Regions from separate parts of the Mus musculus genome. Here regions 2 and 3 are each linked to region 1. The links are chromatin loops, found by intact Hi-C in ENCODE. Cell type or tissue: heart. All regions are shown on one strand. Each heading gives the region's core, and the rest is flanking DNA. Links, peaks and the distances in the headings are about the cores only.

Evidence for each region. A loop is a pair of places that touch in the nucleus more often than their neighbours do. Peaks named below come from ENCODE experiments on the same cell type or tissue, not always from the same donor. Only the 100,000 strongest peaks of a DNase experiment are listed, where the experiment ranks them.
Region 2: it touches region 1 in a loop (6-fold over the local background); 13 of 42 quality-filtered maps call a loop at or near these places.
Region 3: it touches region 1 in a loop (6-fold over the local background); 11 of 42 quality-filtered maps call a loop at or near these places.

Annotation. Positions count from the first base shown.
Region 1 is chr19:22,299,966-22,308,488 of GRCm38, reverse strand. It overlaps a transcript of Trpm3 not described here. Among named protein-coding and RNA genes, the nearest start is that of Trpm3, 140 kb to the left of the region's middle. In heart, for the core only: a CTCF peak has its summit at 3,950 (motif pointing right); no DNase peak of the experiment used is centred there; H3K4me3 peaks cover 538 bases; H3K27ac peaks cover 598 bases.
Region 2 is chr19:21,371,200-21,379,722 of GRCm38, reverse strand. No RefSeq gene overlaps it. Among named protein-coding and RNA genes, the nearest start is that of Gda, 97 kb to the left of the region's middle. In heart, for the core only: CTCF peaks have their summits at 6,197 (motif pointing left), 7,132 and 8,162 (motif pointing right); no DNase peak of the experiment used is centred there.
Region 3 is chr19:21,821,991-21,830,513 of GRCm38, reverse strand. Cemip2 (cell migration inducing hyaluronidase 2) reads right to left here. Exons shown (of 24, transcript NM_001033759.2): 13 at 6,595-6,726; 14 at 5,389-5,424; 15 at 4,319-4,474; 16 at 537-714. Among named protein-coding and RNA genes, the nearest start is that of Cemip2, 48 kb to the right of the region's middle. In heart, for the core only: a CTCF peak has its summit at 5,186; no DNase peak of the experiment used is centred there.

The DNA.
Region 1 (8,523 bases), core at 2,054-7,053:
ATAATTCTCAACAGAATAACTATAAATGGCCAAAAAAGCATTCAACATATTAAGCCACTGAGGAAATGCAGAGTCAAATTGCTTTGAGATTCCACTCTGCCCCAGTCAGTTTGATTATTACTAAGATAACAAATGACAGCAAGATTGTGGGGAGACAGAATCTATGACAGGCAGCTGATAGGAATGGGAAGTGGTACAGTCACTGTGGAGATAATGATGGGGCTTCCTAAAAATACAACTAGCATATGACTCAGCTTTTCCATGCCTAGGTATAGAGTTGAGGTTTCCAAGTCCTCTAAGGGATACGGCTCATCCATTGCTGCAGTAGATAAAACTTCCATGAAATGGAATCAGCCTGGATGTCTACTGACATAGGGCGCAATGGAATTTTACCATACCATGAAGAAGAATGAAATCATGCAGGAAAATGGATGGAACGGGGGGACATGCTGTCAAATAAATTACGTAAGACTTGGATATTTCATATACATATAATATATATGTAGAACATGAAAATAGAAAGGGGGCCGGGCCATGAGAGGGAGAAAGCGTATAAACAGGGAAGTAAGAGGGTGGTGGGATATGTGTGACTTTAAAACAGAAGGAAAGAGCTGTGTGCAAAGAGGATCTGCAGTGGGGACGTAAAGTAGAAAAAAAAGTCAGTGGAGTGGTAAATATATAATAAAGTATATGTGTAAAAACATCACAGTGGAAAAAAGTCATAATGACAGCTCATGCTGGTTTTATTGTTCGCTCATAAGTGGATATTAACAACTAAGTAAATGATAACCAAGCTACAGTCTGCAGACCCAGAGAGGTTAGGTAACACGGAGGGTTGGGGGGTGGGCACATAGATCTTATTGGGAAGAGGACAATGAATACATTTTGAAAGGGTGGTCTAGTTAGGGAGTCTGTGAAGATGTGAGTCGAGAGATCAAGTCAGGGAAGAGTGTACAGGGAGAGACAGCTCGAACTGGGGAGCATTGGAGGCTGAGTGCGAAAACCTCGTGCAGTGGAAACCTGGAATCTGTGAGGGTGACCCTGGTGAGGAATCCTAGTAATGGGGGATAGTCCCAATGGCCATCTCTTGTAGCCAGTCATGGGAATGGGTTGCCTTCGCTTACGTTGTTGACTGAGGAGGTCCCTGAACAAACCAGGCTGATACCACAATCGAAGGTCACTCTCTGAAAACTGAAAGTGGCTCCCTATTGCCAAGGACAACGTCCACCCAGCTCACCGAACATGGAGAGGGCTTGGAAGCCCTCATTGCACTCTGCAGGCTACCTGAACACCAACCCAGCCATAAAACCCTCCACCTACAATCTGTCTTGTCTGAAAGGTGTGCTTGTAATACTAGTAGGAACGGCCAACCAATGTTTGGTTTAGCTTGAGGCCCCCACACATGAGGGAGCCCATGCCCTACACTAGCAGGCCAGGAACAGGAGAGTGGATAGTCCAGAGGTCTAGGGTAAAGCCATTCATACACACACATAATCCCTAATGGTATTCTGCTATACTCATTGATCAGTGCCTTGACCATTTGTGACCAGAGCTGCTCCCCCTGCAGCAGACAGGAGTGAGTGCAGAGACCAACTGCTGGACACTTTGCAGAGAGAAATTCTAAATTGGAGTTTTCCACCAGATCCTTCCCCTCAGAGATCAGGGAACCCTGTGGTAGAGGGGTAGGAAAGACTGTAGGAGTCAAGCAATGGCAAGCAAGGGGGCGTCCATGTGTCTAGAGCAGGTCCTCTGAATGTTATGGCTGTTAGTTTGATGTTCTGTGGGGCAGTTGCATCTCTGACTCTTGCCTGCCCTTGAGACTCTCCTCCTCCTGATGGGTTTGTCTTACTGTATTCGCTTTGTTGTCTTTGGCTGCCATCTCTTGGAGGACCGCTCTTTTCTGAAGAGAAATTGGCAGGGGAAGCAGATATGGAGGGAAAAAGATAAGGTTTTGGAGGAAGAAGGACATGGTGGGAGTCGGGAGGGGTGGGAGGGGGGCGGAATTGTATTTGGGATATGCTATAGGAGAGAAGAATCCATTTTCAAGTAGAACATTACTAATAAAACCAGAAATGTCACGGTGAAATTCATGTGGGTCCTGAGGATGGAACTCAGGCTTGACAGCAAGGGCCTTCAGCACGGAGCCATCTTGCCAGCCTTTCTTCTTCTGATTCTTCTCCTTTTACCCGTAATTTCTTCATAAAACTTTCACTTATTTCCATCCATGTCTGTACTGTGGCAAAGTCTGTGCAACATATAATCAATTCCCCATCCCAGCAGTTTCAGCAGCTAAGCACACTTACTCTGCTGTTCTGAAGGTCTTCACTTTCACAAGACTGGAACTTTAAACCTATAATATAACTCCCCCTTCCTTCTCCCCAGCCCTTGAAGAGCATGGACTACCATAAGGGTAAAGAAACATGCATAAAAGTGTGTTATGATGATCTGTTAGTCAGACCCTGAGGACTCTCAATAGCAGACGGAGGAGTGGCTATAGCCTCAGACTTTAAGTCAAAACAAACAATACCGATCAAACCAAAATTAATGTATTTCTCTATAAAGACATTAATTCATGTTAGTAGCCCAACAGTTCTTATTCTTTATGCAGTTCTGTGGAAGTTTATCTATAAAGTCTGCCTTGTTGGTCTGAAAAAAGTATGTTTAGTTCAAGCGGTAGTTCAGGTCCAGTGATGGGGAGCCTGGTCCAGCCACCTCATGAATCCTCTCATCTCTCGAAGAACCGTTTCTATTACAAGTCATCACCACTCAGACTTCTGCTGAGTGGTGAGAGTTCTCCTCACACAGAAGACAGCACCAAGCAGACCAAGGATCCCGTCTAACGGATGATCTGCTGAGACACAGTGTGTCTTTACACCATCATTTAGAAGCTTGTCTACTAGAGAAACACCATGGTCTATGTAACACAGTTTTTATTTACACACACTTGTACATGCAGACACACACACACACACACACACACACACGGAGACACAGACACAGAGAGAGAGACAGAGACAGAGAGAGCTCCCACTGACCAATATCACTGAATTACGCCATTAATTCAGAAGAAAGTAGAAAATTGGTGATTTACTTTATTTCAAAAACTTAATTTCCAATGCCTTTCTGTCTATTAGCTATTTTGTACTTCAAGATTGAACTAACCTGTTTGCCCAATAGATGATGCAGTCTACCTTTTGTGTCTTCAGGCTTAGATTATAACACAAGTGTCTCTAATTATGAGTCTCATCTGTTTTGACCGTTAACACCCACATTTCTAAACGAAACTGAAGATGCTCTTCCTCAAATGCTGCACTCATGAAAGTGCTGGTTAATTTTGCTATTAAGAAATTGTGCATTAAAAGACTGACAAGATGGCTCAGAGGTTAAAGGCAACTGCAGCCAACCCTGAGGATTTGAGTTCAATCCTCAAGACCCACAGAGTGGAAGGACCAGATCTAAGTGCACCCAGAATTCACAGCCACATAGGTACATACATGTGCACACACAATAAATAATAAAATGCAGTAAGAACTTTTAAGTGTTCTATAGGTTAAACAGTGCACACAGCTAAGTAATACAAGAGAATATTCCCTCTGGGAAAAGATGCAAAAAACGGACAAACTTCTAATTAGGAAAAAATACTTGGAAATCACATGAACTTTGTATTTACATATAGTGCATATTAAAATTTTGTTCAAAATATTTTTCATTGTCAAAAATTGAAATTTTCAAATTTTTATTACTGTTTCCTTAATGCCAATTTATTTTAAATCAGTCATAAACAGAAGCAGATTTTCCAAGATTCATGAAGTGTAGGAGGTAGGAAGGAACTCAGTAACGGTTCCACACATCGTGTGCTGGTAAAATGGACGTAAATGGGTACTTTGCATTTTTTTGTTTAAAATACCAGCTTCCTCCTTTGTCAGTTCTGGGTAGACAAGATTCTTCTGCAAGAAAGCATTCCAGACTTGCATTCTTAGAACTAGCCACGAGAGGGCGCTAGAAGCATTACATAAAGATATGTTGCCTATTCCCCCCCCCCCCCCCCCCCCGCCCCCCGCCTTTTCTTTTCCTTTCTGTATACTCGGGAGTGAAGACAGTATTGCTCTCAGCTGAAAAGCTGCCACTGGGAGACGGGTGCAGAAGAAATGTCTTGTACTGCTCTGCGGTCGGCAATCCATTTACTTGGCAAACTCAAAAGTGAAGCAAGGCCCAGCTTGTCCCTGTTTAACAACGTCGAATGAAAGGCCATTTCATCTCAGGGCTGTTAAGTCCAAATCGAATAATACCTAAGCTGCTTGGGCCAAGCCATCTCAAGTGCTCCGGCACCAGGCAGGGCTTTCTTCGTTGATGCTAAGCACCAATTCCCCCGGTTCTCTCCCCAGCATAGAACTTGATCCTGCTGAGTCCCCTGGCCCACCTTCCCAGCTGGAGTTTCCAAATCAAGATTCAGTGAGAACTCTCACCAGGCTGGCTTGACAATCACTCTGCAGGTGCAAATTAACCCATTCGCTTCATGAATTTCAGACAGTGCCTTACATGTTTGCAAAAGGAAAATAATGCCACGGCAAAAAATTACACAGTCTAACTGTGACTTTTCTCTAAATCCTATTTCTGCTAATGTAACAGTCACACCAGAGATCTACCCCTAGGTATCTACGACCAACCAGATCAAGGGCCAAACACCTATTCCTGAGTACGTCTGACGATGTGGCAGATGCTAATGCACTTCCATTGGCCTGTGATGGACGGAGGAGAGGTCTGGGAGCCGCTGCAACTGTGTAAGGTGTCACTAGACTGTCTGAGGGTACCATTTTTTTTTATAGTTTTCTAATCAACTTGTTGCTAGTAAGCAATAGTAATTCACATTAAGCAAACAGAGGGAGGGCGTGTAATTTATTCAAAGCTCCTGCAATCTGTTTGTTGCAAGCAGCCAGGATCTTGCTGTGATCTGCCCTTCATGTGCAAAGCTCACTTTGCACAGTCCATCTCCCTTCCTTAGGGGAAATCTCTGCACAGAGCCTCCAGACTATTAGCACACATTTTCTTCCCTACATCCCTAGCTGACAGAGCTTACTTGACTAAGAAAGCTGTATTTTTCGAAGATAAGCCCAAGCAGGAGCCACAACCTTCAGAGGGGAGAGCAGAGATGCAACAGAGCCCTGTGTGATGAATTCCACCCAGTGCCTCCTGGAGGGGGCTTACTGAGAGCAGGCAGTAGATCATCCGTTCACTGCCCGCTTCTCACACTTGATCTAGTCCCGTTCTTCGCCCCCCACTGTGGATCACAGCTACACAGCCTGCTTCCTGCTTTCCAGATTGCCAACCTCTCTCCGCACGCACGACATCCCGGGGGTTGCTCTTACCACACCCACAGGTTTTCCTATGTTTAATTCAAAACTCAAATGTCACGTCTTTCAGCTTCCCCAGACACCACTTCCAGTCCTTGTGCCTGTACTCAATCTCTCTCTCCATCCTTCTCTAGGGCGAGGCAGATTTCTTAACCTGGGGCTCTTCTGTCCTGCCCTAATGTGCACCCAGAGCCCAGAAACCTTTCTTTTTCGAGCAGTCTTTTATTAGGTGCTTGGTAAAGAACTGATTTGCGACTTGCTGAATGAGATTATTCTTAAAAACTTACTTACAACAAAACAAAACACCAAAAAACAAAACAAAACAACAAAAAAAAAAAAAAAAAAAAAAAAAAAACCAACGGGCGTAGTGGCGCACACCTTTAATCCCAGCACTCGGGAGGCAGAGGCAGGAGGATTTCTGAGTTCGAGGCCAGCCTGGTCTACAAAGGTGAGTTCCAGGATAGCCAGGGCTATACAGAGAAACCCTGTCTTGAAAAACCGAAAAACCAAACCAAACCAAACCAAAACAACAACAACAACAAAAAAAAAAAAAAAAAAAAAAAAAAAAACCCAAAAAACCCAAACCTTACTTACATTAAATAATTAGCATATGGAAACCACAATACAGTTCTCCTCCTTTAGAGATTAACTATCTAAGTGAGGAGTCTGAGAGTAATAAGTGTATTGTACAAGTGTCAAAAACAGGCAGCAGGATGGTGGCCTGGAAGGCTCAGTACCCAGGCTTCCCCTTCTATGCTTAGGGACACACCAGTGAGCCTTCGTGGCCGCCTGTCTAGACTCGGTTTGTGCATCATTATGCTATCGGTACACAAAATCCATATTATTTTGGGACAGGAAAAGGAGGAAAGCATTAACTCAAAGGACAAAGAATGTCTGTGGCATTGGAATACACAAGATGCTATATGAGCATTTAGCAGCATCAGAAAAGAATAAGCTTGTGGCTGGGGGAGAGAGAAGGGCCTTTGAAAGGCAACTGCTGGACTTTAGTGCTCGCCAAAGGTCCCAACAGAACCTTACACAGAAAACATAACCTCCCTGCCTATTACTATTTTGCACTGGCTATAGACTACCTGTCAGCTGGAAAACTTCTCTGTCTCTCACAGCACCAGCAGGAGCCCATGACATTTGTGATTCCCAGTAGTCCACTGCTCAGCTGCTCAAGGCTGCCTCATTTATTAAGCAACACGGTCCACACAATGCCACATACACAAACACACCCTGGGAATGAACTGTTATGCAAAAGAGCAATTTGGAGAGTCTATAATGAGTTTCCTAGACATTTATGAACACTTGTGGATACAAGTAAGTACCCATGGCTTGGAACTCACCTTCCTAGAAGATAGCAGCTCTACATGGTCTCATTTCTGATGAATTTCATTCTAAATGCTTTGAAAGTCGGTCATTCTGTTGAATATAGGTATTTCTTAGCATTCCCACTCTTTCTCAGTTTCTGATATTGTATTCAAATTAAGACATCAAAGCAAAACAAGTTCCTTGAGAGATGAAGGCAGGTACCCTGAGCCTCAGAATATGGTATATAATGTGTGTGGATTTTCTGGATGTAAGTTGAAGAATAAGAATCAACAAAATTGAAACTCACCAGGACTATTTACTTTATAGATAAGTACATATGTTCACACATGCACGCACACATACACAGACAGAAGATAGGCCCTATACAAGAAGAGTTCTCACACACACACTCATGGAAATACAGGAGAGCTAAACATGATTTTTTTTTTTTATCTATTTCATTATGTGCTGGGCTGGTGGGCAAATGAAGAGGTTTCCTCAGACACAGTATGGTGAATACAGATGAGGAGGATGCATGCAGAAGACCAGAGGCCCTAAACCAGAATTTATTCTCTAGGCAGAAGCCCACTCAAACGGACCCAGACTCTGTTGTTTTTTAAAGGCTGTGTGAGCAAAAACATAGGAGTGAACAAAAGCTTATGGCTCAACATCCCGTCCTCCACAGACAAAGCTGGGATCCTCAGAGATTAGCTAGAAAAATTCCTGCAGGGGGAGGCAGTGGGGTGTCTGTGTTTTCCTGGTCTTGATTCTAGGCAGGAATGGGAGAAAATGTATGTTTTATGCTTGATTTTTGTTTGTTTGTTTGGGGAAGGTTTTTTCTTGTTTTTTGTTTGTTTGTTTGTTTGTTTGTTTTTGTATTTTGGTTCTGTTTTGTTTTGTTTTTGAGACTTCCTGAAACTAAGCTCAATTGTGTATTATTTGTACTTTGAGGGAGCACAAATAATATAACCTGGTTTTAAAACTAGAACTGGTGCTTGTGAAATCAGCAAAACCATGAGGATCAGCAGAAAATATGTACTAGAAAGCCAGTTCTGTAAAACTGCCAGGTTTAAATCCTCCGTTGCATTTAAAGAGCACAAGAGGATACCAAGAGTGTGACAAGACAATAAAAGATTAACTTACAGAGCTCTGTGTGTGTGTGTGTGTGTGTGTGTGTGTGTGTGTGTGTGTGTGTGTGTGTAGAAAAGGCAGTGATACTGTTGGAGATAAAACATAAGGAAGACCAGAAGCCCCGTGCATGAATTTACCAGGTTTGATACACATGAAGAGGTGTGTGCCCTCCATGAAAGAGGAGAGAAAATTTTCCTGAGGGCAGCACTGAGCAGAAGGGGAAACAAAGTGGAAGGGAAGCTAAGAGGCTGAGCACAGGTTGAAAATATGTGCATAGATATATTCAAAGTGCACAGAAGTCACAGAAGGCAAAATGGTGCTGAGGCAATTTTGGAAAACCTAATGACTTTACATCTCTTAGAAGCATGGGGCACAGTGCCAAACAACCATAGAAGTTAAAGATGAGCTGTGAGAAAAGAGTAACTCACACAGCAATATATTTCAGTGAAATTTCACAGCTTCCAAAGCAAAGAAAGATAGTTTAGATGGCCATTTAAACAGTTCATAAACGAGGGAGAACTGTGCTGAGCGCGGTTTTACCTGTAATAGCTGAGACTCACATCTGGAACAACCACATAACGCTCTGCATGCCCGAGAGAATGGAGAAGAGTCACCTCGGATTAACACATCCAGAGCGTTTCCAACTGAGACTCTCAAGACTTTTCCAAAGTAATCGTTGTCATGGAAAAGCCATCAAATGTCATAAGATGACCAGCCTGTGAGGTCA
Region 2 (8,523 bases), core at 3,524-8,523, 930 kb after region 1:
GGTGTTTTCTGTTTCTGCATTTGGCTATTTTGTTGTTTTGTTATGTTTTGTTTTGCATTCAGCGGAAGTTGCTTCTGGCCACACTCGAGCCAGGGAAGAAGTGCAGGCTTTGTGCTTGGGAAGCTCTGACTGAAACCTTGACTGAAGCACGCAGTCTGTTTAAAGGGATGAGGGCCCTTTGCCATTCTAGAGTATAAATGACGAGGTTCAGAAAAGTCAGTGCAAGCACTTCTCCGGGCTCATGCACTGTGCGAGGTGAGTCGCACCTGGCAACTTGAGTATTTTGAACTGATTTATATAACCACATAACCCCCACCAGCATGGTGAGCAGAATGCAGTGCCAAGATAGGCACCCAACAAAATCCCATGGCAGTGAGTCAGAGTGTTGAATAAAATCATCTCTGGGTTTAGGTGGGTGCTTTATAGTGATAGACATTCTATGTCCTCCAGAATAATTCTACAGTCATTGGTAGATGGATTTTCTTTTCCTATAGCAGTGGTTCTCAACCTGTGAGTCTTGACCTCTTCAAAGGGGTTGAATAACCCTTTCACACCTAAGACCATTGAAATGCACAAATATTATTATATTGCATTATGGTTCAAGACATGGCATAATTACAGTAGCGAAATTACAGTTACGGCGTAGCAATGAAGTTTACGGTTGGGGGCTCACCACAGCGTGAGGAATTGTATTAAAGAGTTACAGCATTAGGAAGGTTGAAAGCCACTGGCCTACAGGGTAAAAATCCATAGAAAAGCAAATAAATATTCACACCCCCTACAAAACTGTTGTTCTCATTGAGTAAAAAGTATAAACAACCATAGGTTTTTCCATGTTGTGTCATTTATGAAACTACAGGCCATTTTACATGACATGATTGAAGTCTAAAGAAACCATAGCTCACTCGAAGCATGTGTGAACTCTTCTGCTCTTCGTGTCTTGATAAAATGTCATACTTAAAAATATTTTTAGGATACAAATTTATGGGGCTGGAGAGAAGGCTCAGTGGCTAGGAGTCCTGGCTGCTTTTCCAGAGGGCCGAGGTTCAATTCCTAGCACAGCTCACAACCATCTGTAACTCCGGTTCTAGGGGATCCAACACCCTCTTCTGGCCTCTGAACTCAGGCGATGCACGCATATACATGCAGACAAAACACCACTACACATATTAAAATAAAAAAAAGAACCAATTTATACATTTGCTTAGGTGGCAATTACCTAGTTCTTCAGGATCTCATTGTAGCTTTGACTGATGGGGTCTCCTGCTCCCTTCCATGTGGTAAATGTGCTAGGAACTAGTCACTCATGATAGAAGCCTGGGGGAGTGAAGAGATACAAAGGTCACTAGATGCCACTTACAGAGTAAGTAACTAGTAAGGACAAATTCAGCTGAGGAATGACCAGGTCCATTTGTAAAAGCAGTCACTGTTTTGAAGATGACTCCATGAACCAAAGACTACTTGTAAGACTGGAGAAATTTTCCCAGTCAGCAAGACATGAATGATAAGAGGACATTTGACCCTGTACTGACTGGTTTTGTGTGTCACCTTGACATAAGCTGGAGTTATCACAGAGAAAGGAGCCTCCCTTGAAGAAATGCTTCCATGAGATTCAGCTGTAAAGGCATTTTTTTTTTCAATTAGTGATCAAGGGTGGGAGGGCCCATTGTGGGTGGTGCCATCCCTGGGCTGGTAGTCCTGGGTTCTATAAGAAAGCAAGCTGAGCAAGCCAGGAGAAGCAAGCCAGTAAGAAACATCCCTCCATGGCCTCTGCATCAGTTCCTGCTTCCTGACCTGCTTGAGTTCCAGTCCTGACTTCCTTAAGCGATGAACAGCAGTATGGAAGTGTAAGCTGAATAAACGCTTTCCTCCCTAACTTGGTCATGATGTTTGTGCAGGAGTAGAAACCCTGACGAAGACAGGCCCCATTTGACACTGTAGGGAAAGACAAAGCTGGGCCATGGAATGGATCTTCTGTGAGCATGCCAAGGCCTGACTGTGAGGCACATTGCTGTGGAGAGGCTAGTGAAGGACCCAGTCAGTTACAATCCATGAAGTATTGTCTAAGACACTTAGACACTGTTAGTATAGCATTAGAACCCAAGGTTCTGTGTACCTCTGGAGGCCCTTCAATGCTATGTACTACCCAGACTAACTAAATGCCAACAAGCAGAGGAGCGTCAAATGCAGGGACATTCCAGGACCTCTATAAGATGAAGCATCTCTGTTTCTGAAGACACTTGGACAGCTCAGAAGGTGAGGCTCACCCAAGGGTGTGACTACTAAGTGTTATGCCCAGACTTTAGAGCCCCCCCAGACTGCCAAAGATCTCCAGGAGTCTAACTTGTGTGCAAAAGCAAAGAGTCTTTATTCAAGGTTGAGCTGAGGCCTCTCCAACCTTTCCAGTGCATGGGTATGGAAGATGCTAAGCTGGTATCAGTCTTGCTTTTTATACAGTTTAAGCTGGGTAAGGGGCTTTTCAACTTGGTAGTTACATGATTGGTTGACATTTCCGAAAGCATAGCTTGCATAAAATTTTAGCTAGCACCATAAACTTTAATATAACATGAGTCATTTGTCCTGGGCATGACACTAGGCATTTCCCCTTATCAAGGGTGGAGTGGCTGTAACTTGGGGGTGTCTTGGTTCCTGGAACAAGCTGTGGTTTTTCCAGTTACTGAGTTCAAACTGAGGACAAGCTGGACATGAGATGGAGTTTGAACATAAGACATAATTAATTGGCTGGGTCCTTCTCTAGCTTCCTCCACAGCAATGTGCCTCATGACCAGGCCTTGGCATGCTCACAGAAGATCCATCCCACTCCATAACATGGCTTTGTCCTCCCCTACTGTGCCAATCTGGGACAAAAGTGGGACAGCACTCATATCTGGCTGGTCTTCTGCTGTAGCTAGCAGAGTTTCCAGGTGCCAAATGCACTACAGCTATCAGAGGACATTCTACTTGTATAACGATTAAAGAAAAGGTAGATGACTCTGTTACAGAACCCAGTTCCCAACCTGCTGCTGGCATGGTTTGGAGGCCAGGCTCCTTTAGGGTTGGAAGTAGAATACTGCAGAGTCACAGGCTTCGTTATAGTTGACTGTAGTCCATGGGATGTTGACAACTGGGAGTTGAGAGCAGTGCCCTGGGAGGGCAGGGAGACCTAATTACCACAAAAAAAATGTCTTCCCAGTCAGCTGGTCCATATGCTTGCTTCAAACATGCCCACTCCCCTAAAGTCTCTCAGAGACTTCGGCATAGGACATTCTAATTGTTATCATAGCAACATGCCAGCATATTTAAGGAGAAAAATATTAGCCAAAATGTTTTCTGATGCTGGGCATGAGAGCGTACTCATGTAGTCCCAGCTCTTTTGGAAGCAGGAACAGGAAGGCCATAAGATCCCAACCAGTCTTATTAAGACCCTGTTTTATTCTTGACAAATAAAACAAAAATATGTTATAACAGGCTGTAACAAAATAGTAAAATAGTTGCCTACTGTGTACAAGGTTCTAGGTTCAATTCTAGAAACAACAACAACACATACACACACCCCCGCCCCCCCCCCACACAGATTTTACCATTTGGTCTAAGTGTAGTGTAATTGGTTAAGCAAAATATACACCAAGTTGTGAACCCTCCTTTTCCAAATGAGGAAAACCACGTCAAAAGAATAATCATGTAAGAGTTTTATGCCAATTTGGAAATGTCCATAAAATATTATATTAACATTAAGTTAAAATTCAAGTAATTTTTAAAAAAATTGTAAGTGGCTGGGCATAATGGCTCGTAAATACATTCTATCACTCAGAACACTGAGGCAGAGGAGAGTCACCAAAAGTTTGAGGCCATCCTGGTCTACATAAAGTTCCAGGTTAGCCTAAACTACAGAATGTGATCCTGTCTCAACAAACAGAAACACAAAAAATATGAACAACTTCTGGTTATTTGGGGGAAAAATTGTACAGCTTCTATCATGGAGTAATTTTCCTCAATTCATCAAATCCATAAATATCAGAAAATGTTAAATTATCCTTTAAAAATCAGTCAAAGGATAGGAGCCGTGCATTCGCAGAAGAAACGCGGTGAACTCTTTGTAAGAAATGCTGTTCATCTTTGCTAATAACAGGCGCCACTGTGGTTATAGTTCTTCAAACCCATAAAATATCAATCTTATATGTGGCCTTTCAATATAATGAATTATTTCTCTGTTGGTGACATGACCCAATTCAAGCCAGATTAGAGTATACAGAAAGGCAGGTTTATTGGGAAACCCACTCTCTGCTCACTGGTCCCAAGGACAAGACCAAGGAAGTCTCCATGAGGATAGAGACAGAGGGGACGAGGAGGAGAAAGAGAGAGGAGAGAGAAAGAGGAGAGGGGAGATAGAGGGGAGAGAGAAGGAGGAGAGGAAGGGCGGGGGAGGGAGGAAGGGGTAAGGGCAGAAGGGAGAGGGAGACAAGGGAGAGGGGTGAGAGGGGAAAAGGGTGAGAGGGCAGAGGGGAGAGAGGGAGAGGGGTGAGAGGACAAAGGGGAGGGGGGAAAGGGGACAGAAGGGAGAGGGGAGAGAAGGGAGAGAAGAGAAAGGGGGAGAGGGAAGAGGGGAGAAGGGACATAAGGGAGAGGGGAGAGGGGACAAAGCAAGAGGGGAGAGATGGAAGAGATGAAAGGGGAGAGGGGACAGAAAAGAGAGAGGACAGAAGGGAGAGGAGAGAAAGGAGAGGGGGGAGAGGGAAGAGAAGGGAGAAGAAAGAGGGGAGAGAAGGGAGAGGGAGAGGGGGAAAGGGGAGGGGAGAAAGAGAGAAAGAGAGAGAGAGATCGCTAAAATGTCTGGATTATTTATGAAAGAGACTCTTGGGGGAGGGGAAGCCTAACCCTTGGGCCTAGAAAGTTCAGGGTAGAGGGTGAAGGTTGCAAGGTAGGGACTGAGGGATGCTGGGAGAACCTGGAGGACAGGTCCCCTTTGGCATGTTAAATATGCACCTCTGCTCTTTGTCTCCGGTCTCAATCCCAATACAATATACCACAGTAATCAAACACTGTGTAGTATGTATGAAGCTAAGGGCTCAGTCCCCAGCACCCCCACCACACACACCCCACATCACATTTGCATGAAATAACTGCCCTTGTTTGTCACTACTAAGACATGGAGGGGAATAAACTGAGAAGGAGAATGTAACAGTTTTCAAAAAATGAAAGGTACTCATGTCCTCTGACTCTACAGTTTAGCTCTGGAGACTTTATTCTATATGCAAACACAAAAATATTCTTGTAATTGCTTTTACACTGTATTGAAATGGCCTGCAAGCACAGGCACAGGCACAGACAACCGGCCCTGTGGAGCTGCTTGTAATCTACTGAAGCAGGTTACTCTGCAGGAACTGAGAATTCAATGGATGTTTCACAGCCTTCTCTTTTACATTTGTAAGTATCTAAACTTTGTATTGTCTTATGTATTGCTTCTTGAAATATATGTATATATTTAAATTAAAAAATAAAACCGGCACTGGGGCAACAGCAGTGGCCAGCACGTGGACGCTGCGTCTATAAATCCGAAGCGTGTTGAATCGTCCCAAAAGTTAACGCGGGAAAGGAAGATCAAGGTCTCAGACAACAGAAGTTAAACAACTGGGTTGGATGCTAGGCCAAAGCAAATAAGGGGCATTAATAGGGCAATTAGCAAGAGTTGGTTCTAGGTTTGCAGGTTAGCTCGGAGTCCTGCAAACTTTCTCTGTAAAGAGAGTTCATACTTTGGGTTCTGTAGAGAATGTGGGAGAACCTCAGAGGGTCCCCGGCCAGCTACTCAGCTCCGTGACATCAGCACAAAAGCAGATGGAGACAATGGGGATGCGCAGTCTGAAAAAAGGTAGTTCCCCTATTTACAGAAAATAGCCATGGAAATAGAGTTAAAATATTTCTGTTAGCAATTTGCCAAATGGTTGTCTAGCTTCTACTTGCACACCTCCACTGATGGGAAACTCATTTTATCTAACTCATTTCACTATAGAGAAACATAAATTGTTAGAAGAGAATTTGCTAGCTTGAAGGAAGTATTCTATGTGAACCAGAGGCTAAGGAAAAAAATACTATTTGAAAGTGAAGGGAACTGATGTTTGCTTCAAGTTGTAAACGTGGCAATTTTCAGCAGCCTTCAGTGGAGGTGAAGATAATGTTTGACCAGTATGCCACCTAGTGGCCAAGATATGAATAGACGCACATGAAACAATGTTTTCAAAAACTCCCAAGAGCCCAGAGTGGGTGGGGTGGGGAGGCGTTCCTCAAGTCTTTTTTAATCTTTATAAAAATGTTGCTACTAGGTGGTTATTATTTGAAAATGGTGATGATTGTGAGTCTGGCAACATTGATTCCATTTTATAGGAAACAGATGGCTAAGCTCGACATTCAAAGACGGCATCCAACCTAACCTGGCTCCCCTGTGCATGCCTGCTCTGCAGTCCTTTAACACACTAAATCTGGGCTACACCTGGGGCTCACTTCAGCCGTTAGAGTTCAGCGAGAGTAATGTGCTGATTCTGGGTGTAGGCCTTTGAGAACACCTGGAAGCGTCTGCTTTTGTGCTTCTGGACGGTATAAACCATGATTTAAGAAGTCTATACGGAAAGGCTTATTATTGAAGAGGCTGCGTAGACGGCCCAGATGAGAAGGTCCATAGAGATGAATAAGTACTAGTATTGCATGGAGAGTAAGCAAAAGTGTTGAAGGAAGTGAGACAGGGTAGAGAAGGAGGGGCGGGGAGAGAGGTGGCGGCGGGGAGTGGGGAGGGCGAGAGCATTTCACTACACAGCCCTCTAGTCATCTGCAAGACACCATGCACTGAACTAGCCCAGAAGAGCATCTACACTCAGTCCTCGGAGTGACATCACATTACACACAGCTGAACTCCATCAGCCTACAGGCTCATGGGAAAGTCGCTGTTTACAAGATACTCCATTTTGAGACAGTTCTCTCCCATCTAATAGATAATCGAAATGAGAGATCCTTACGAACAGCATGGTGGGATTATTGACTTCCTGTCTCTCTGCTTCAAAAGCGCCCCTGTTTCATGGGGTCTGTGACCATATGGTGGAGCCCTTGACAGAACCTTCCTCTGACAGCTAGTAATACCAAGTTTCATCAGTAGAGGACTCCAGACAGAGGGCTCCGAGGTGGAAGGCACATTGGGGTGCTCTCACAAGGCTCCGGAATTCCCTCTAGAGCAGTGGTTCTCAACCTTCCTAGTGCTTCGACCCTTTAGTACAGTTCCACAGGCTGAGCTGACCCCCAACCATAAAATTGGTTCATAACTACTACTTCATAACTGTAATTTTGCTACTGAACTGTTACGAATCACAACGTAAGCATCTGCTATACAGGATGTCCGATTTGAAACCATGGGAAGGTTGAGAACCACTGCCTTGTCTATCACTAGGTGCACGTGGTAAAGCTTTCTCCACAGTTGTGTGCTGCGTGCTTTCTCTGCCTCTTCATTAAAGTGACAGTCATGTGGCCAAGGGTCTCAGATGCTGCGAAGCCACACTCTTGCCTCGATTTTTGTCTCCCACACCCTTTGATTAGACCAACAGTTCTAGGGGCCTGGCAATCTTTGTTCTACCCAGCAGCCTAGTGTGCCCCAGCCCAGGCTGTGTTCAGGGGAAGCTACTCTTTCTCCTGGTTCCAACGGCATCTTCAGTAGTACCGTATTTCTTCTGGGTGGGCAGCCATCAGTCTTGTCTTACTCACGACTTGATGCTATGAACTCTATCTAATCCTCATACCACTTCTCTCTGTGTCTGCTACTATTCTTAATGGATACGTAGTTTGGAAAACTATATTCTGCTTGTCTAGTGACTAGGGAACCAGATCTGACCCAAGGCAACCAAGCCAACTTCTCTGTGCAGTGAGCCCAAACCTCCTCCCTCCGCAGGACCTTAGTATCTCCCTTAGTATCATCTGGCAGGTTTTAGGTTTTACTTTCTATTTTTTCCTTGCTCTTTGAAGGCACTGAGTGGCTATGACCTGAGCTCAAACTGATCCAAAATTACAGGACTTCTTTGCATTTTAACACTGACACACTTTTTTGTTTGTTTGTTTTGAGGTTTTTGTTTGTTTAAGAATTAATTTTAGTTACATCTCTATCTTAAGTATGTGCACATGAGTGCAGGTACCCATAGAGGCCAGAAGAGGGCGCTAGATCCCTTGGAATTGGAGTTAGAGGCAGTTGTGAGTTACCTGGTGTGGCTTCAAAAGTGCTTTTAGCCGTTGAACTGTCTCTCCAGTCCCACAGATTTACCTTTATGATCACAGATAAACTATTGCTTAGCAACAAGAGATGAATAATTAATATCCTGTTAGTACTAATAAAGCATCTCTTTATACAGTCACCCATGCACAATCAGCAGTGGAGAGAATGCAAAGTCGTGTCCCATAACGCCACGGCGATGGTGTTCTTGGGGAAAGCAATATCGGGGTGAAGAGAAACATCTTTTGCCCAGGCTAAGCAGACTGCATTTGAAAGCTTGATGT
Region 3 (8,523 bases), core at 3,215-8,214, 480 kb after region 1:
GTAACAGTGAAATGGCTAAGAAAACTATTCTGGGGGCAACTGCAACATAAATACAAAATACAAATTCTAAGTCTTCTTTAGAGTCTTCTTTCCAAACCCAATTTCTTCCACATTGCCCCAGTATGCCTCCTCAGATCAACTTTTTGTCCTTATAAGCCACAGAAACACGTATCACTTGGAAGAAACCAAACCTCTTAGTGTTGACGGGTTTACTGTCCAGCTTATTACTCACTGTCCCAAATCTCATGAGCCATCTTATTCCTGTGAATCTGGCCAATCTCCCCATAGCTCCACTCTAAGTCATTATCCTGTTGAAGACATCATCTCATGTCACAAAACAGTCCGAGTCACAGACTTGTGTTTCCACCTGGACCCAGTGGGATCCAGTGTGTGAGAGTGAAGAATGGCTACTACCACACTTTTCTTCCTGTCATTCAGACTCAGGGCACATCCTTTATTGGCACCTTGTCCTTGGGAAGGTGTGACTGCCTTCCCTCGCCCCAGTCCCTGTGGAGGAGCCATGAGAACATGCTTACCTGTGGACCAAACTTCACAAGGGAAACGTTATTCCTGGGTGTTGTCTGCCAGGAATTCTTCATGAGGAAGCCAATTGCACTGCTGTACCTGTCTGGAGTTGGCACATACTTTTTGAAAGTACTCTTTGTGAGATGAATAGGCCCATCGTAAATCTGAAAGCCTCGGATTGGGAATGTCCTATAAAAATACAAGATAATGTTTAATAAATGCGGGCCTGTCTCTTTCATAACATTTATGGTCTTTGAATACTGCTGAGTCTCCAGTAAGCAGCAAATAAAATCTCAAGACACAGTGGTAAGCGAGAGACGAGCCCTAATGTCGTGAAAATACAAGATCTTAGGAGAGACTTTAAAAAATTGCAGGTAATTAGTGCTCTAGAAACAATAAGCTACAGCAGACTGGGTCAGGAGAGACCTACTGATCTGAGCACTGCAGAGGTCTCTCTAAAGAACTGACTTGAATTTCCCTGAATCAACTCAGCAGTGATGCTTTGTTCAGCGCTGGCGATGTAGCTCAGTGTTTGCCTCACGTGACCAAGATCCCGGATACCGCAAAAAAATAAAATAAAAAATTGAGGACAAAGAGGAAGAGAAGGAAGGAGGAGGAGGAGATGGGGATATGGGAGGAAGAGGTTTTATTTGGTAACTCATTGTGATTCTGTTCTAAAAGATAAATTCATGAGCAGAGAAGTTCTCCTGTCCAGCCACAGAACAAAAGTAAAAAGGCAAAACCTAAAAGTTCATGAAGATGTGAAAGCCTGGGGTCTGGACTGTCAGACTGCTGAATTAAAATTTTCAGTGTGTCGTTCTTCCTTTCTTATCCTCCTAATCACTAGCCAGAATTAACGGATAAAAGAAATGTTTTAATCTGTGGCTTCATTGCAGTAAAGCAACTTTATTTAAGCCATAATATATAATACTGCAAATTCCTTGGATTTCTTCACCTATTTAATAGGTTTCTTCATCTATTAAAGCTTTTAAAGTGTTTATTAAGGGTAATTCGGAGGATTTCTAAGAGCAGCTGACCCGCACCTTGGCAGAGTTTGACAACAAAAATGTTTAGACTAGCAAGAAAAATGAACTGTCTGATTAAAACTATACTTTATACATAGACTCTGGGCACATAAACCAATAAGACTCTAACATAAACCAGACGAGACTATAAACACAGTCAAATAAAACCTGAGCTCATGAATTCAGGGGCGAGTTTTTGTTGTTTCTTTAATCTTCCTTAGCGAAGATACAAAAAGCATTTTTGAAATAAAACTAGCTGTCAAAATTTATAAAACAAAAACAAAACCCAGAAATATGCTGCTCAGAGCCTCACTACGGCCCCTAAGGCTGACAACCTGCGTTTCTGTAAAATGCACAGTTACAGCATAATCAGGAAGCAGGCAGAGCTGAAGCCAAACTCAGTGGGTTCAAATCCCACCTCCCTTACTTAACAAACTCTCATTTATAAAGCAGGAGCTTGCAGGACGGACCTGCCTGCATTTTGAGAGGGTCAAGTGAAGGTGAGCTACGGAGAACAGGCCTAGGCGAGCATTTGATAAACGTTAGTGACGGGAGATTCTTAAGCATGGCTGGGGATACATTTAGGCACACAGAGCACGCGCCTCAAACGTCCGTCCGCGGGTTTGGGCTCAGGCTTCAGCATCACAGCATACACAACAGGAAGTTCGTTTTCTAGCAGTACTCGTGATTCAACGCGAAAGCTACACAGTATGGTGTGCTCGCTACTTCAGGGATCCAGCACAGGACACCAGGAAAACCGACGGTCTGTCTGTCCTGCTCCCCTGCCTCATCCTGACGCACACCCAGAGGGAGCATTCCCACAATAAGATGACTCTCCATGGGTCACAGTGGGCGTTACCTTGGAACTGAGGTCCTGAGAATTCCCCTGAGATTATTCTCTACCTGGTTTTCCCACACATGTAATAAAGATAGCTCCAAACCTCGGACATGGGTGCTGGGTTAACTAGCTTTAACGGTGGCTCTCATCCAAATGCTACTTTAAGAACTCTGATGGTCAATAGGGCAGTTCCTCAGCACACTGAGAATAAATACACCTAAGACCACTCTTGGGCATATACCCAAAGGACACTCCATCCTATCCCAAGGACACTTGCTCAGATATGTTCACAGCAGCTTTATTCATAAAAGTCAGAAAACTAGAAACAGCCTAGGTGTCCCACAACTGACGAATGGGTAAAGAAATTGTGGTACATCTACACAATGAAGTACTGCTCAGAGGTTTAAAAAAATAATAATAATAACATCATGAAATTTGCAGGCAAATGGGTCCAGACCCAGAAAGACAAATATGGCTATTTACTAGTAAATCAAGATTAGCTACAGTCCACAGACTCAGTAAGGGCAGGTAAAGAGGGGGACTTTAGGGGACACATGGGTCTTCCTGAGAAGGGGAAAGAGAATAGATTTTTCGGGTGGCTGGGGGTGGGTAGAGACAGGAATGGGAAGTTGGGAGTTGTCAGGAGGGATGGAGGGAGAAAGTATAGGAAGAGAAAGTTGTTTAGTTAACGTGAGACCTACTTCTCAAGAGGGAATCCATGCCGTACACTGCCTGGCTAGCCAGGAACCAGAGACTCAGCTCAGGGACCCAGGGTGGAACTGAACACAACTGTCGGAGGGGAGGGAAGGATCAATGAAATGATCCCTAATGGTACTCTGCTATGCTTATAGGTCAATACCTGGTCTGGTCATCGTCAGTTTTCCTCTGGCAGTTAGAAATGGGTGCATAGACCCAAAGCTAGAGACATACAGAGTCTAAAGTGGAGGTCTCCATCGGGTCGCTCCCCTGGGACGTCAGGGAACCCCTCAGAAAAGCAGGAGGAACGACTTCCTAACAGTGGGAGCGGGTGTACCTCTAACTCTTTGGCCTGCTCTCTAGACTCTTCTCCTCCCTTTGGGTTGCCTTGTCCAGCCTCGACAGGAGGCTTCCATACTGTCTTACTGCATCTTGTTATGTCCTGTCTGGCTGTCATCTCTTGGAGACCTGCTCCTTTCTAAAGAGGAAGTGGAGATGGAGTGGATCTGGGGGAGAGGGGAGGGGAAGGGGAGCATGGAGGAGCAGAGGGGAGCACGGAGGAGGGGAGGGAGGGGATACTATGGTTGGGATGTACTGTACGGGAGAAGAATCTATTTTCAAAAAAAAAAACAGTTCACAAACAAACACACACACACACAGAGAGAGAGAGAGAGAGAGAGAGAGAGAGAGAGAGAGAAGGATTCTGATTGTAATGAAGAACACCTGCCCATTTTCCCCCAACCCCCTCACCATCTCAGACACATCTAATTACATGGCCTCGGCTGGGCTCTGTGGCGGCTTTGGCATCCACCAACTCTCATTTTCTAAGGCTCTTTTCAGAGGTAATTTCCCTTTTCCAGTGGCTATTTCTGAAAACCCAGCATCATGGATTGCAGGAAACTGACCTAATGTCATAGTTTATGGTTTGGCAACTTTCTATGTCTCAGGAAAGAAAACACATTAAGGGGGGTGGGGAGAATCCACTTATATAATAGGTCTTATGTAAGGGATAAGAAACAAGAACAACTCCTTCACAAAACTGGTAATAAAACCTATGACATGGATAATTATTAATGTTCTAATATCCCATGAGGATAATAAGACACTGATAATAACGGTAACAGTGAGTGCTGGTACCCAGACGGGAAAGAGCCAAAGTGAGGCAATGCATCCAGGCTCATTACAGAAAAGACTGTCTCGCTGTTTAATTCCCCACTGCCCAAGTCCAACTCACCTGTTCCTGGGTAGCGTCCGAGGCTTCTGATCGATTCCCCCTGTGCCCATGTACTTGTTTTGGCCACCTTGAAAGCCGTAATTCCTACTCTCCCCGACAAAGAGGGACTCTGTCACCTCCTGACTGGACCCTTCATCGCTTGGGAAGCTCCCATCACTGGAGAAAAGAGAAGAATGGTTACATTGTCCGGGAAGTTTAAACAACCCCCCCCCCAAAAGAAGTGAAGCTGTAATTTAAAAAGCTAAACCATAAAAACTTAAGCTAATATCTTTTTTCTGATATATATTATAAAACCCTCAGAAATTGCTTTTATGCTATGAAAAGTCCTCTTATAAATTAGTGAGTAATTTGAAAATTACATATAAATGCTAGAGTTTTAATTTATTAGCAACAGCTGATTAGCCTCAAGCAACGATGGATTTGCCCAGGATACAGCAATTAAGTGACAAGCTTGTGTAATGTGGCCAGTAGAATAATCATTGTCTACAGAAAAAGCGAGTTACATAAAAGTCTAGAGGCGCAGGTCAGCCACAGAGTACACAGGCAGTGTGGACTCATTTGACCCCCAGCAATGTGGGAAAATACTCAAAAAGCTCAGAGACCACCCCCCCCACACACACACACACACAGGGGTTTAGTTCTCAAAGCTTATCTTCTTTGTAAGTTAAATCTGAGAGCAGAGTTTAGAATTTTTGATCTTCACCCATTTATCTTCTTTCATCCTTTATATTTAAAGACCTTTAGCCCAAAGTTCAAGAGTTTTCTTCTAGGCACAGTTAATGACTACCCTACCCTTCTGTGGAATTTCAGCTAAATTCATCTACAACTTTGGCATAAATGCAATTAGTCTGTTTTTTAAAATGTGTGTGTTTTGGCCCTCTAGTGGTACCAAGAAGAGTGTGGATCTTTTTTTTTTTTTTTGTCTTTCTATTAATTTTTTTATGCTAATAAATTATAAAACCTCTCTGGGTTAATAACTCCCCACCCCCATTCCAAAACACACAGGCAAAAATACTAAGGATGGTTTTACCTTAAAGCTTTAAAATAATCAAATTAAAGCCGTTACAAACCTGGCAAAGGTCAGCCCCTTTCCGTTATCTGCAAATCTGTAAGAGGGAAAAGGTGAGAATTTGTCTAAGTGATCAGGAAACATGGGAGAGGCAAGTCCCTCGGTGTGTGACCATGAAATCCCGGATTCCTGATGCTCAACTCTGCAACCACACAGCAGTCCAACCTCCCGTCAACAAAGTACCATCTCCATGAAAGTGCCAAGTTCAAATACTGACATTGCCAACTGTGACCTGGTTCTCAGGCCCTTCACCTCAGTTTTCTCATCCATAGATTGAAATAATGATACATTTCTTATATGATTCTCGAGAGAATTAAATATACTAAACAATTGCAGGTATTTGAATAGTATCTGGAACTTACCATATAAAGGTACTAGCTAAAATGTGTTTTTAATCTTTATTTTTAGAAAGAATTATATCATACTCTTTGCTTCACAACTTCTCAGTCTGAGAGGTATGCCTTCCCTACAGATTTAATACAACGTTAAATTTGGGGGTGAACATGGTCAGAGAAAAATCAAAACTTTTTTTGCTAGACCTTTGAACAGTAAAACTGAACTCAGAATGCAACAGGCCTCTCTCTTAAAATCATTCAAGTGGAAAAAAAACAAGCAAGATGCTTCCTGCCTCCAGTAACACACAAGTCGGCAGGCGTATTAAGACAGAATTAGACAACTTTCATTTTGAGAGGAGTGGAAAGAAGACAGGACAAACTTTACAGTGTTTCCAAAAAGAACAACAATAAAAATCAAAACCCTGAGGCAGTTTCAAAGTCTCTATTTAGCCCTCTGGCATAAACAGTGTTTGGTTAGAAAAAGGCTAAATTCTGGCTTTCTGGTCGACCTACAGAAGGCCTCTCAGGTCACTAGACAAGTTCATTTCCATCAAAAGCTCCAGAATAAGAGAGATCCAAACCTCTGCAGTAACGTTCATCCTCAGAGCCCATCCAGTCCGTTAATACTAATAAAGTAATTCCAGAGACTACAACTGTATCTTCGTTCTACTCAGTTAAAAAAAAAAATCCAACTGGTTGTGGTGGCCCTCACTGCTGACAATACTTATAAAGATCTGTTCAAGGTCTTGTTACACATCAAGTTCAAGGCCAGCCTGGGACACCTCAGGCCCTGTCTTCAAAAATCTAAAAATAAAAAACTTAAAAATAGCCAGCAGTGTCGGCAGATTATTATCTCTGTAGATGACACTCACGCTGAATTCTGAACAATAATATCTCCTCCTCTGACCCAGGCTCCGTTGTCATTGTTCTTAAAAGCAATGAGCCTGTCGATGATGGCTGCAACGCGTGGCTTCTCAGGGTCTGCATCCTGATGGGGCCGAAACCTGTGGGATACAAAAGTACTCTGTTAAGAACTGAAACTAGGGCTGGTGAGATGGCTCAGTGGGTAAGGGCACCTGACTGCTCTTCCGAAAGTCCGAAGTTCAAATCCCAGCAACCACATGGTGGCTCACAACCACCCGAAATGAGATCTGATGCCCTCTTCTGGTGTATCTGAAGACAACTACAGTGTACTTACATATAATAAATCTTTAAAAAAAAAAAAAAAAAAAGAACTGAAATTAGCAAAAGAAATAGAAACTATCTATGTATATACATGCTATGGTCAAGAGGAAAGATTCAAGTTGGGCCAACATAAACAAATCAAAAAAATTAAGATATAATTTAATTAGTTATAGTTCACATACTCAAAACAATTACATTTATTTACATGTAAATTTCCAGGAAAAAAATCCTTTTGTGTATTCTTAAAAAGTCAATGTATAGAGTAGGTCTACCTGAGGCACAGCCAGCAGAGACAGGACCCTACCATAACTGTCCTCTGAGAGGCTCCACCCAGCAACTGACCAAGACAGATGCTGAGACCCACAGTGAAACTTTAGATGGAGCTCACGAGGTCTTGTAAAAGAGTTGGGGGAAAGGATCGAGGGACCCAAAGAGGTTAAGGACTCTACAGGAAGACCAATAGAGTCAACTAACCTGAACTCTTGAGAGCTCTCAGAGACTGAACCAACAACCAAAGAACATGGACAAGCTGGGTCCCGCACCCCCCACACACACCCACATATATACACATATGCAGCAGAAATGCAGCTTGGTCTTCATGTTGGTCCACCCATAACTGGAGTGGGGGCATACTCTAACTCTGTTCCTTGCCTGTGGATCCTGTTCCCCTAGCTGTGCTGCCTTGTCTGGCCTCAGTGGGAGAGGTTGTGCCTAGTCCTGCAGTAATTTGAGGTACCGGGGTGGATTGGTACCCAGGGGGGCCTCCCCCTTCTCAGGGGTAAAGGGAAGGTGGGAAGAGGCTCTGTGGGGGGTGAGGGGGGACTGGGATTAGGATGTAAAGTAAATTAATTAATTAATTAATGGAGAAAAAAGTCAAGAGTGCAGAAGGCTTCTGTAAAAACAGGCACACAGAAAGATAACCATATGTATACCAGGTACTTCAATGCATCTTCTCCAATTCTTGTTACATATTCCTAATATAAATTCACTATGAAAATTAACCATATATTTCAACATAAATCTATACGAATTATGTTGTTGAATTATATGCTGTTTCGATGTTTTTAGCTAGAGAGACGAATCTAAGTTCAGTAGATAGCTTGGAAATGCCTAAACCTGAAAAGACTAACTAAATTATTTATTACAAAGACAGAATTTCTCACATTCTTCATTTAACATTTATAAGGACCTTGGTGAAAAAGTAAAAAACTGGTCACATGATAACTCGACCCCACAAAGACAGGAGAAAAGATAAAGAGCCAAATTTTTAAAAATGATAACTAAGAGTTTCAAAAATCAATTCATTGCACTGAGTTTTTCAATAACACATTAAGGATCCTTTGTACGATGCTGTGAGCCCAGTGCTCAAACTAGCCGCCATGAGAGAAGTATCTTTGTAAAATGAGAACCCAGCCCGGGGGGCCTCAGGCCTGTGAGCTGCACATTCTATATCAAGCACTACACTCTGTACCAAGCAAGTCACTGGAGAACAAGAAGTGAGGTGAGAAGGAGGGAAATGGAACAGGTCCAAGGCACACACATGCCCCTTGGCTCAATAAGCATGGGAGGTCAGCAAAAGCAGGAAACCGTGTGATCCGATCTCCGCTATCCACCAA